Linked DNA regions of Homo sapiens: region 2 is linked to region 1. A link is a loop called in an ENCODE intact Hi-C map of the cell type or tissue named here. Cell type or tissue: Calu3. All regions are shown on one strand. Each heading gives the region's core, and the rest is flanking DNA. Links, peaks and the distances in the headings are about the cores only.

Evidence for each region. Peaks named below come from ENCODE experiments on the same cell type or tissue, not always from the same donor. Only the 100,000 strongest peaks of a DNase experiment are listed, where the experiment ranks them.
Region 2: it touches region 1 in a loop (5-fold over the local background); 2 of 110 quality-filtered maps call a loop at or near these places.

Annotation. Positions count from the first base shown.
Region 1 is chrX:57,526,390-57,531,949 of GRCh38, reverse strand. No RefSeq gene overlaps it. Among named protein-coding and RNA genes, the nearest start is that of ZXDB, 63 kb to the left of the region's middle. In Calu3, for the core only: no CTCF peak of the experiment used is centred there; a DNase peak (open chromatin) is centred at 3,109.
Region 2 is chrX:57,279,221-57,284,780 of GRCh38, reverse strand. It overlaps a transcript of FAAH2 not described here. Among named protein-coding and RNA genes, the nearest start is that of FAAH2, 4.7 kb to the left of the region's middle. In Calu3, for the core only: no CTCF peak of the experiment used is centred there; no DNase peak of the experiment used is centred there.

The sequences.
Region 1 (5,560 bases), core at 252-5,251:
TAGCTTAACTCTCACTTATGAGTGAGAAGTCACAGTGTTTGCTTTTCCATTCCTGAGTTACTTCACTTAGAATAATGGCTTCCAGTTCCATTCAAGTTGCTGCAAAATACATTATTTTGTTCTGTTTTATGTTACATTCCACGATGTATATGTAACACATTTTCTTTATTCACTCATTGGTTGATGGACATTTAGGTTGGTTTCATAATATTGCAATTGTGAATTTAGTTGTGATAAACATATGTGCAAAGGTGTCTTTTTGATATAACAACTTCTTTCCCTGACAAATTATATTCAGACCACAGCAGACTCACTTCACCTTAAAGGACACAAATAGATTAAAAATGAAGAAATAGAAAGCATTTCATAAAAATTGAGATAAAAATAAAGAGGAAGAATACCTATGCTAACAACAGAAGAAAAAACCTTTAAGTCAAAAATTGTCACATGAGGAAAAAATAGCCAACTTATAATGAGAAAATGGTCAGATCATCAAGAATACATAACAAGCCAGGTTCAGTGGCTCATGCCTGTAATCTCAGCACTTTGGGAGGCCGAGATGGGTGGATCACTTGAGCACAGGTGTTTGAGACCAGCCTGGGCAGCATGGTAAAACCCATCTCTAAAAAAGTATACAAAAATTCTCCACATGTGCAGGTACATGCCTGTAGTCCCAGCTACTTGGGAGACTGAGGTGGGAGGATCACGTGAACCTGGAAAGGTTGAGGCTGCCATGAGCCTTGATCATGCCACTGCACTCCAGCCTGGACAACAGAGTGAGATACCGCCTCAGGGGGAAAAAAAGAAAGAAAAGAAGTACACATAACAATTGCAAATATATGCACATAAAATCAGAACATCTACATATGTCTAATCTGAAGGGAGAAATATACAATATAATAAAAAGTAGAATATTTTAATATTCCAGTTTAAACAACAGATAGATCATCCAGACAGAAATTCAATAAGGAAACACTTGACCTAAAGTATACTTTAGGCCAAATGCACCTAACAGAAATATACAGAATATTCCATTCAACAACAGCAAAATACATATTTTTCTTAAGCGTACATAGAAAATTCTCCAAGACAGATAGCCACAAAAAACTTAGCAAATGTAACAGGATTTAAATAATATTACAAACCACTTCAGACTAGGAGGAAAACTGAAAAATTTACATATATCCAGAAATTAGAAAGCACACTCCTGAACCACCAGTAGGTCAAATAAGAAATCAAAAAGGGAAATCTAAAAATACCTTGAGACAAAAGAAAATGGAAACAAAATATATCAAAACCCATAGGATGCACCAAAAGAAGTTTTAAGAGAGATGTTTATAATGACAAATGCCTACATTAAGAAAGTAGAAAAGATCTCAAATAAATAACCTAACATTACACCTCAAGAAACTAGGAAAAGAAAGACAAACTGTATTCAAATTTAGCAGAAGAAAGAAAACAATAAAGATCAGAGCAGAAATAAATAAAAGAAAGAATAACAAAACTATAGAAAAAATCAACAAAAGTAAGAGTTTCATAAAAATATAAACAAAATTGACATACTTTTAGCTAGACTGCAAAAAGATCAAAAACTCAGATAAAATTAGAAATGAAGCTGGAGACATTACAATGGATGCTTCAGAAATAAAAAAGGATCAAAGGTGCTATTATGAACAACTGTATAACAACAAATTGGATAACCTAGAATAAATTGAGGTTTCTAGACACATACAATCTACCAAGATTGAATTACAAAGAAATAGAAAGCCTGTTAACAGACCAATAACAAATAAGATTAAAGTAGTAAATGAAAATGTTTATACAAAGAAAAGCCCAGTACCAGATGTCTTCATGTCTGAATTACACCATTCAAAAAAATTCATACAAATTCTTCTTAAACTCTACCAAAAAATATAAATGTAAGTAGAAGGCATACTTCTAAATTTGTTTTGTGTAGCTTTCTCCAAAATGGCTGACAATAAGTATTTCTAGTATGCCTCATCCAGTTAGGTGAAAAAAAAAATAGTATGTAGACTATCACACTTTGAATATATTATCCAAGAAGAAACAGAAGAGTTCAACATAAAAGTGAAAGGAAACTCTAAATTCCAGGAAGGAGAAGAAAAACAGACAACTTGCAAGGCCTGGACCAGGTGAAAACTGGGAGAGTCTCCACCATGGGAGAGGGTCTTTCTCTGTCTTTCTGTGGTTCAGTTTCTCATTGAGGAATCAATAAATCCAGGCCACAGGAGAGCACCTCTATTCTCTCAAGTCCTGAATTCTAACTGAGGGAGTGGCCAGGAGAACGTGAGATGAAACTGCTTGAGGGAGTGTCTCACACACTCTGACAGACCTATGCATTTACATTAAGATACCATTCTCAATCCTAGCCCTTAACAAACTGTGTGTGGCCCTGGAAATGAGAGGCACCAGTCTTTGGCATTAGACTCAAGCTGTAGCTTGTGGAAGTGGGACTTGAGTGAAGGAGGGACTCTTGGAACCAGAACTGAGAAGTTAGCATGATATACACTCCAGCCACTGGTGCTGAAGCCGAGCTCTTCCCCACGACCTGAGAAAGATGAGAGTTGCTGCTGAGGCTTGGCCTTGAGCAAGACAGTGTCTCCTATGGCCTGGGGCTGAATTATGGGTGGGCTGGATGTGCCAAAACTGACTGACCAGCCTACTCAGCAGCCTCACCTGGGACATGGGAGGAAGACCTGCCAGGACTAAGGTGTGAAATGGACAAAAACTGCCCACCGACTAACCAAAGCAATGTTCACAGACTGGCCATATTTGCAACCCATGACAAGACCTCAGAACAGCAGCAGTCATCCCTGACCCAAGCATTTTCCCAGGGACCTGAACATCACTTCAACCCCAAGTCACAGCTGGTGCCTGCACTTACCACTGGGGGGCCTGAGTGCAAGCTTGCCAATCTGGTTCCAGCTGGCATCATCCCCTCACTGAAACAGTATGTGGGGTCCAAGCTCCTGGCTTTCCACAACCCAGTTTACCTCCTGGAATACCTGAGCATATCTTACATGGGGCAGAAGTAAGGCAGAAATTCTACCACTACCATTGCAACTGGTTCCTGTCTGCTACTGCCATCTACTGGCCTAGAGACCAGCCTGGACAGCCCATGGCAACAACTGGTAATAAAGAGCATAGCACTCAGGAACTAGAAGAGTAAATCACTACCACTGTAACTGCCATTGCTCATGCCACTTTGTCTGCTCAGAAGATTGTAAGCACACTCACCAATTCAGTACCCTGCTACTACAACAAGCATATGAGAAAGCCACCCAGAGGCCCGAGGTTTGACCTATCTGGAACTGCGAACACAGGTGCCAGCATACACTGCTTCAGGTCATAAGAATAGACATGATTACCCAATGACTACTACCACCAAAACATGAAGAAAGGCCCATCAGGCATTCAAGTCCCCAGTACAACCTCACCACAGCCTCCACCAATACCACACCCTAACACACTGAGGACTCCACAGATGTAGACAAGGAAATCAAACATAATCTTCACCACTGCTTGCACCCAGAAGCAAAGCCAAATAGCCCTACACAACCATCATAGTCATATCTTCAAGAAAAAAGTATCATTTCCCCAAAGAAAATAAATCCAAAATGAAAAGTGACTGTTGCTCCAGATGTACAGAAATCAATGTAAAGATATAGCAATCATGAAAATGCATAGTAATATGACACGCTCAAAGGAATCTTAACCAAAAATAAAATCTCAAAATGCCAGATAAAGAATTCAAAGCATTGATTTTAAAGCAGCTCAATGAGATGGAAGATATATCTAAAAACCAATTAAAAGAAATCAGAAAATCAATTCAGAATATCAATGAGAAATTTACCAAGGAGATAGATATCTTTAAAAAAAGGAAATAGAACTTCTGTAACTGAATAATTTATTTACTAAAGAAATTAAAAATACATTTCAAAGCTTCAACAATAGACTAAACCAAGCAGAAGAAATAATCTCAGAATTTGAAGACAGATTTTTTGAAATAGTCCAGTCAGACAAAAATAAAAATAAATGCACACAAAATAATCCACAAAACTTTTGAGATGTTTGGAACGACATAACGTGACCAAACTTACAAATTATCAGTATTCCCAAAGGAGAAGACAGATAACTATTTTTAGTAAACATATTAAACAAAATAATTGATGAAACCATCTCATATCTAGCAAGACATTTAGACACACAGATAGAGGAGGCCCAATAATACTCAGGCAAATACATTGCAAAAAGTTCCTCACCATGGCATATTGTAATCAGACTGTCCAAAGGCAAAGTGAAAGAAAGAATTCTAAAATCAGCAAAAGGAAAGGGTCTATTCCCTTATAAAAGAAACCCTATCAGACTAACAGTACACTCCTCAGCAGAAACCATACAGGACAGAAAAGAATAGAATAGTATATTCAAACTATGAGAAAGAAATCAGACAGTCAATATTTTGTATCTGGCAAGATTAAACATTATAAATGAAGGAAAAAAAAGTCTTTCACGGACAATCAAACATGGAGGGAATTCAACAGCAGTAGACCAGCCCTATAAGACATGCTTAAAGGATTTCTAAACATGGAAATATAAGGACAATATTCACCATAATGAAAACACATGAAAGTATAAAACTCATTGGTAAGGCAATCACAGAAGAGGAAGAGAAAAGAATCAAATGACAACACTACACAATTCTACCAAACCACAAAAACAGAAACAAATACATAATTAAGAAACCATAAAAGAATTTACAATATGACAGGAACAAAATGACACGTATCAATTAACTTTACTTCCAAATGGATTAAATGCGTCACATAAAATATATATATAAGTGGAATAAATAAACATAATTCAAGTGTATCCCACTTATAAAAAGTTTGCCTTAACTGTGCAGACACATATAGACTAAAAGTGGTGGAAAAAGATATTCTATACAAACAGAAACAAACTTTGATCAGAAACAGCTATACTTACATGAGATAAAATAGACATTAAATTAAAAAAAGTAACAAAAGACAAAGAAGGTTGTTATAGAATGATAAAAGGATCAACTCAGAAAGAGCGCATAATGATTCTAAGTATATGCACTCAACAGCTTGCACCCAGAAAAGAGATAGACAGAAATACAATAATAATTGAGGACTTCAATACACCACTCAAAGCATTAGACAGAACATCAAGACAGAAAATTAAAAAAAAATATCGACTTAAATTGGACTTTAGACAAAACAGACATAAAAAGCATTTACAAAATATTCTACCCAATAACTGCAGAATGGACATTCTTTTCATGAGCACATGGAAAATTCTTCAAGATAGACCCTATATTATGCCACAGAATAAGTCTTAGCAAATTTTAAAAAATCAAAATTGTATCAAGTATCTTCTCAGACCACAGGTGAATAAAATTAAAAATCAATATCAGAAGGAACTTGGAAAATGTAAATATATGGAAATTAAACAACATGTTTATAATAACAATTGGGTTCATGGAGAAATTAAGATGAAAATTCTAAAAACCTTGGAACAA
Region 2 (5,560 bases), core at 323-5,322, 250 kb after region 1:
GGATGTAAAGCTTCTGTTTTTTTTTTACAATCTTAAATATTTTAATTTTATATTAATAGTTAGACCATGTTAAGTATATTGCCATTGTTGGCAACATATCACCAGAACATTTTTATCTTGCAAAATGAATACATACTATACATGAATCGACTACCTGTTTTCCCCATTGACTGGCCCTTTACAAATGCCATTCTATTTTCTCTTTTTAAAAGTGCAACTACTTTAGCTAACTCGTATAAGTGGATTCATACTTTTTATGATGGACTTATTACACTTATCATAAGACCATTAAGATTTATCTTTAAAATAAATGTTAAATTTCCTGCTTTTTAAAAGCTGAATAATATTCCAGGTTTTGTTGTTGTTGTTGTTGTTGTTGTTGTTTTGTTTTGTTATGATATGGTGTCTCATTCTGTCGCCCAGGCTGGAGCGCCACTGGAGTGCAGTGGCACCATCTTGGCTCATTGCAACCTTTGCCTCCCGGGTTCAAGTGATTCTCCTGCCTCAGCCTTCCAAGTAGCTGGTATTATAAGCACCCACCACCATGCCCAGATTGCAGGCTTTCTTCCCGGGCACGCCGCAGGATAAGGCCCATTAGCTTGGGACACTAACAAGGCTACCCCAGCCCTGCCTGAGTTCTCAGGCTGGAAGCAGCTCCACACTTCCCTGGGACAGAGCTCCCAGAGGGAGCAGGCAAGCTGACGTTTTTCCACGCTCATGTTCTCATCAGGCTCTGGAGGTAGTATAGAAGTTGGGGACTGACGCGAACCCACAGCACAGCGCAGTCACCTTAAAGGAAAAGCGGCCAGACTGTTTTCACGTGTGTCCCCACCTCCGCTGCTCTTCACTGAGCAGTGCCTCTTGACCTGGGCCCCAAGCACAATCACTCTGCTTCCACATAAACACTTTACTCGGTAGCAGCTCTGCGTTTCTGAGGAGGAAATCCCAGAGACAACCCACAGCTTCTCTGCCATTGCAGCTGCAGTGGTACTGTTCTGCTGCATTCAGGCCAGGGAATAAAACAAAAGGTCGAGTTGCTACACTGGAGCCTCCAGCACGCTGCAGCCACCATACAGAGAGGAGCCCAGTCTCTCTTCCATGTAGGCTCCCACCCCACACTCTTCACCAAGCAGGGCCCCAAGCCTGGATCTACACAGACGTCCCACCCTTGGCAGAGCATTCCCTCTGCTAGTGGCTTTGTATTTCCCTGGGGGAGGGGCTCCCAGAGGCAACTGACAGCCCCTCTGCCACTGCCATTGCAGTGGTTCTTCCCCTGCTGCCCTCAGGCTGGAGAAGAAATGAAGATCCTGAGGGCTTTACTCACATTTCTAGCAAGACACAGTCACCATACAAAGAAGAGCCCACTCTCTCCTCCCTGTTATCCCTCGAACCCCGACTCTTCCCCAAGCGGGGTCCCCACCTCAGGCCAACAGCACAGTTGCCTCACCCCCTGGCTGAACATCCCCAGTAGCAGTGACTCTGTGTTTTTTTCTGAGATGGAGGTCCCAGAGACAACCAAAAGCCTTTCTGCCCCTGCCACTGCAATGGTAGTGCCCTTGCTGCCCTCAGACTGGGAAAGAAGCAAAGACGCACAGTGCTTTAACCACACCTCCAGAAAGCCACAGCCACCATAAGGAGAAGAGGCTGGTCTGTTCCCTCCGCAATCCCCTTCCCATCCCCAGGCAGGTTCCCATGGCTTGGGCCAAAAACGCAGCTGCCCCACCCTTGACTGATTGCACCAGTTGATATCCGCTCTGAATTTCTCTAGGGTAGAGCACCAAAAGACACGGGAAAGACCCTCTGCCATAGCCACTGCCAAGGTCTTGTCCCCTGCTGCCTCAAAAGTGGGGAAGGAAAATAAAGATGAGCTCACCACAAGGTTGTGCTGTACAGCTCGCAAGTGCCAAACAGAGGTCTACAGACAGCACTTCTGTGGGAGAGGAGCCTACACTTTCAGAACAGTAACAGAAAATTTGATGGCAATCATGAGGAAATACAGGCGAGCCACATGGCTAAGCAAGAGCGTACCTATTAACCATTACATTTAAGCACCATCTAGTGGATTACAACCAAATTTCAACACCGAAAATACTGTTAATATATCCCCCAGTGAAACCAAGGACAAGAACTAAGCTACAAATAAAGATCCTGCAAAAATGCTTAGACTGCTGAAAACATTCAGAAAAGAAGTCAACTGATTATACTCATATTACACTACAGTTGAAGGAACATCAACCCACACAGAAAGAATGAAACCATCAACGGAGTAAACAGACAACCTACAGAATGGGGGAAATATTCACAAACATCAAACAAAGATCTAATATCCACAATCTCTAAGAAACTTAACAAGCAATAAACAAATAACCCCATTAAAAAGTGAGCAAGAAACATAAACAGACACTTCTGAAAAGAAGACATACAAGTGGCCAAAAAACATTAAAAAAATGCTCATCATCACTAATCGTCAGAGAAATGTAAATCAAAACCACGAAGAGATACCATCTCACATAGTCAGAATGGCTATTATTAAAATGTCAAAAAACTAACACATGCTGGTGAGGTTGTACAGAAAAGGGAAAGCTTATACACTGCTATAGGCGATATAAGTTAGTTCAACCATTGTGGAAGGCATTTTGTTTATTTCTCAAAGAACTGAAAGAAGAATTACCATTTGACCAAGCAATCTCATTACTGGGTATACACACAAAGGAATATAAATTGTTCGACCACAAAAATACATGCATCTGTATGTTCTTTGCAGCCCTATTCACAATAACAAAGACATGTAATCAACCGAAATGCCCATCAACATTAGACTGGATAACAAAAATGTGGTACATATACACCATGGAATACTACACAGCCATAAACAGGAATGAGATAATGCCCTTTGGAGAAACATGGATGGAGCTGGAGGCCCTTATCCTAAGAAAACTATCACAGGAACAGAAAACCAAATACTGCATGTTCTCACTTATGAGTGGAAGCTAAACAATGAGGACATATGGCCACAAAGAAGGGAAAAACAGACACCACAGCCTACTTGAAGGTGGAGGGAGAGAGGAGGCTGAGGACCAAAAAATTACCTGACTGGTACTATGCAAATTACCTGGATGGCAAAATAATCTGCACACCAAACCTCCATGACATGCAATTTACCAATATATCAAACCTATACATGTACCACTAAACCTAAAATAAACATTTAAAAAACACATAAAAATACATATACTCATAATGAAAACATGAACTTATATCTGAGGATGCACACATGCACATATACAACTATGTAAATCAAATTTCTTGTTACCCATTCCCAAATACTAACTAATATAAAAACAAATGTATGTCTTAGTAACTATAAACTTGTGCTTAAAGTAGGCAAAAGTGGGTGTGTCTTAATAAGTGTAACACAATAGGTAAGTAAATAGGAAATGATAAACTTTTGACCATGTCCACCACCAAATAAGCTTATTTTGCATACATTATTTTAATTAAACTTCTTATTTTAAGATAATTGTAGATTTACAAGAAGCTGTAAGAAATAATACAGAGAGATTCCAGGTGCCCTTTACTCATTTTCCCCCAATGGTAACATCCTCCAAATAAGTACAATGTCATAATGAGAATACTGTAGTTAATATAGAACATTTTCTTCACAACACAGATCTCTCATGTTGTCCTTTTATGTCCACACCACTGCCCAATCCCCTCATTATTCCATAGCTACCCCCAATCTGTTCTCCATTTGTATGATTTCATTTCAAGATTGTCAAATAAAACAAATCGTGCAGTATTGTAACCAATTGGGGTTTGTTTCTTTCACTCTGCACAATCACTGGAGATTCAGCCAGGTTGTATGTGTATCAATAATCATTTATTTTTCATTGTTACCTAGTATTCCATTACATGGATGTGCCATGGTTTGTTTAACCTTTTCACTATTGAAGGATATCTGTAAGGTTTTTATTCATTTACATCTTTTGGTTATTATTGAATAAAGCTGCTGTAAACATTCATGTACAACTTTTTGTGTGAACAAAGGTATTAATTTCTCTAAGATAAATACCTAAGAGTGCAATTGCTGGGCCATATGGTAGATGCATTTTTAGTGTTTTTTTTTTTTTGAAGCTTCCAAATAATCTTGTAAAGTGGCTATGCCATTTTATGCCACCAGCAATATATGTCATCCAGTTTCACTGCATGCTCAGCAGCATTTCTTACAGTCACCATTTTTTTTTTAAATTTTAGCCATTCTAATAGGTGTAAAGTGATAGCTTAACATAGTTTAAATTTGCATTTCCCTAGGGCCTAAAACAGTTTCATAAGCTTATATGACATCTATATATTCATTTTGGTGAAAAATCTTTTCATGTCTTCTGTTCATTTTCTAATTGGATTTTTTTTGCTTGATATTAAGGTTTTTTAATTAAAGTCAAAAGGTGAAAAAAGTGAAAGCCCAGTCGTTTTGTTTCTTCTATTAAAGACTGTTTTTTGATATTTCAGATTCTTAGCATATCCGTGTAAATGTTATAATCAGAGTACAGAAAAAAAAAGATCTGCTTAGATTTTTATTAGGATTCCATTGAATCTATAGACCAATTTGGGGACAGCTGACATTTTTTCAAAGTGGGGTCTTCCAATCATGAATATGAGATATACATATACACATGCATACATAAGCCCTCAATTATTTAGCTATCTTTAATTTCTTCAGCAATATTTTATAGATTAACTTCCTTGCTATCTATTCGGATGCTGTCATTTTATTCTCTTGCCTGATTGACCTAGCTAGAACTCCCAATACTATGTAAAATAGGAGTGGTCAGAGAGGGAATCAATGTCTTGTGCCAGCTCTCATGGGAAATGCTTCCAGCTTTTGCCCATTCAGTATGATGTTGGCTGTGAGTTTGTCATAAGTGACTCATTATTTTGAAGTATGTTCCTTCAAAATCTTGTTTGTTGAGAACTTTTAACATGAAGGAATGTTTAATTGTACTGAAAGCCTGTTCTCCATCTATTGAGATAATAACGTGTTTTTTGTCTTTAGTTCTGTTTATGTGATGAATCATATTTATTGATTTGCATATGTTGAACCAAACTCTCATCCCAGCATTAAAGCCTACTTGATTATGATAAATAAGCTTTTCTTTTTTTGTTGTGGTTCTTTTTTATTATTATTATCCTTTAAGTTTGGGGTTACATGTGCAGAACGTGTTTTGTTACATAGGTATACACGTGCCTTGGTGGTTTGCTGCACCCATCAACCCGTCACCTACATTAGGTATTTCTCCTAATGTTATCCCTCACCTAGTCCCCCAGTCCCCAACAGGCACCAGTGTGTGATGTTCCCTTCCCTGTGTCCATGTGTTCTCATTGTTCAACTCCCACTTATGAGTGAGAACACGCAGTGTTTGGTTTTCTGCTCTTGTGATAGTTTGCTGAGAATTATGGTTTCTGGCTTCATCCATGTCCCTGCAAAGGACATGAACTCATCCTTTTTTATGGCTGCATAGTATTCCATGGTGTATATGTGCCACATTTTCTTAATCCAGTC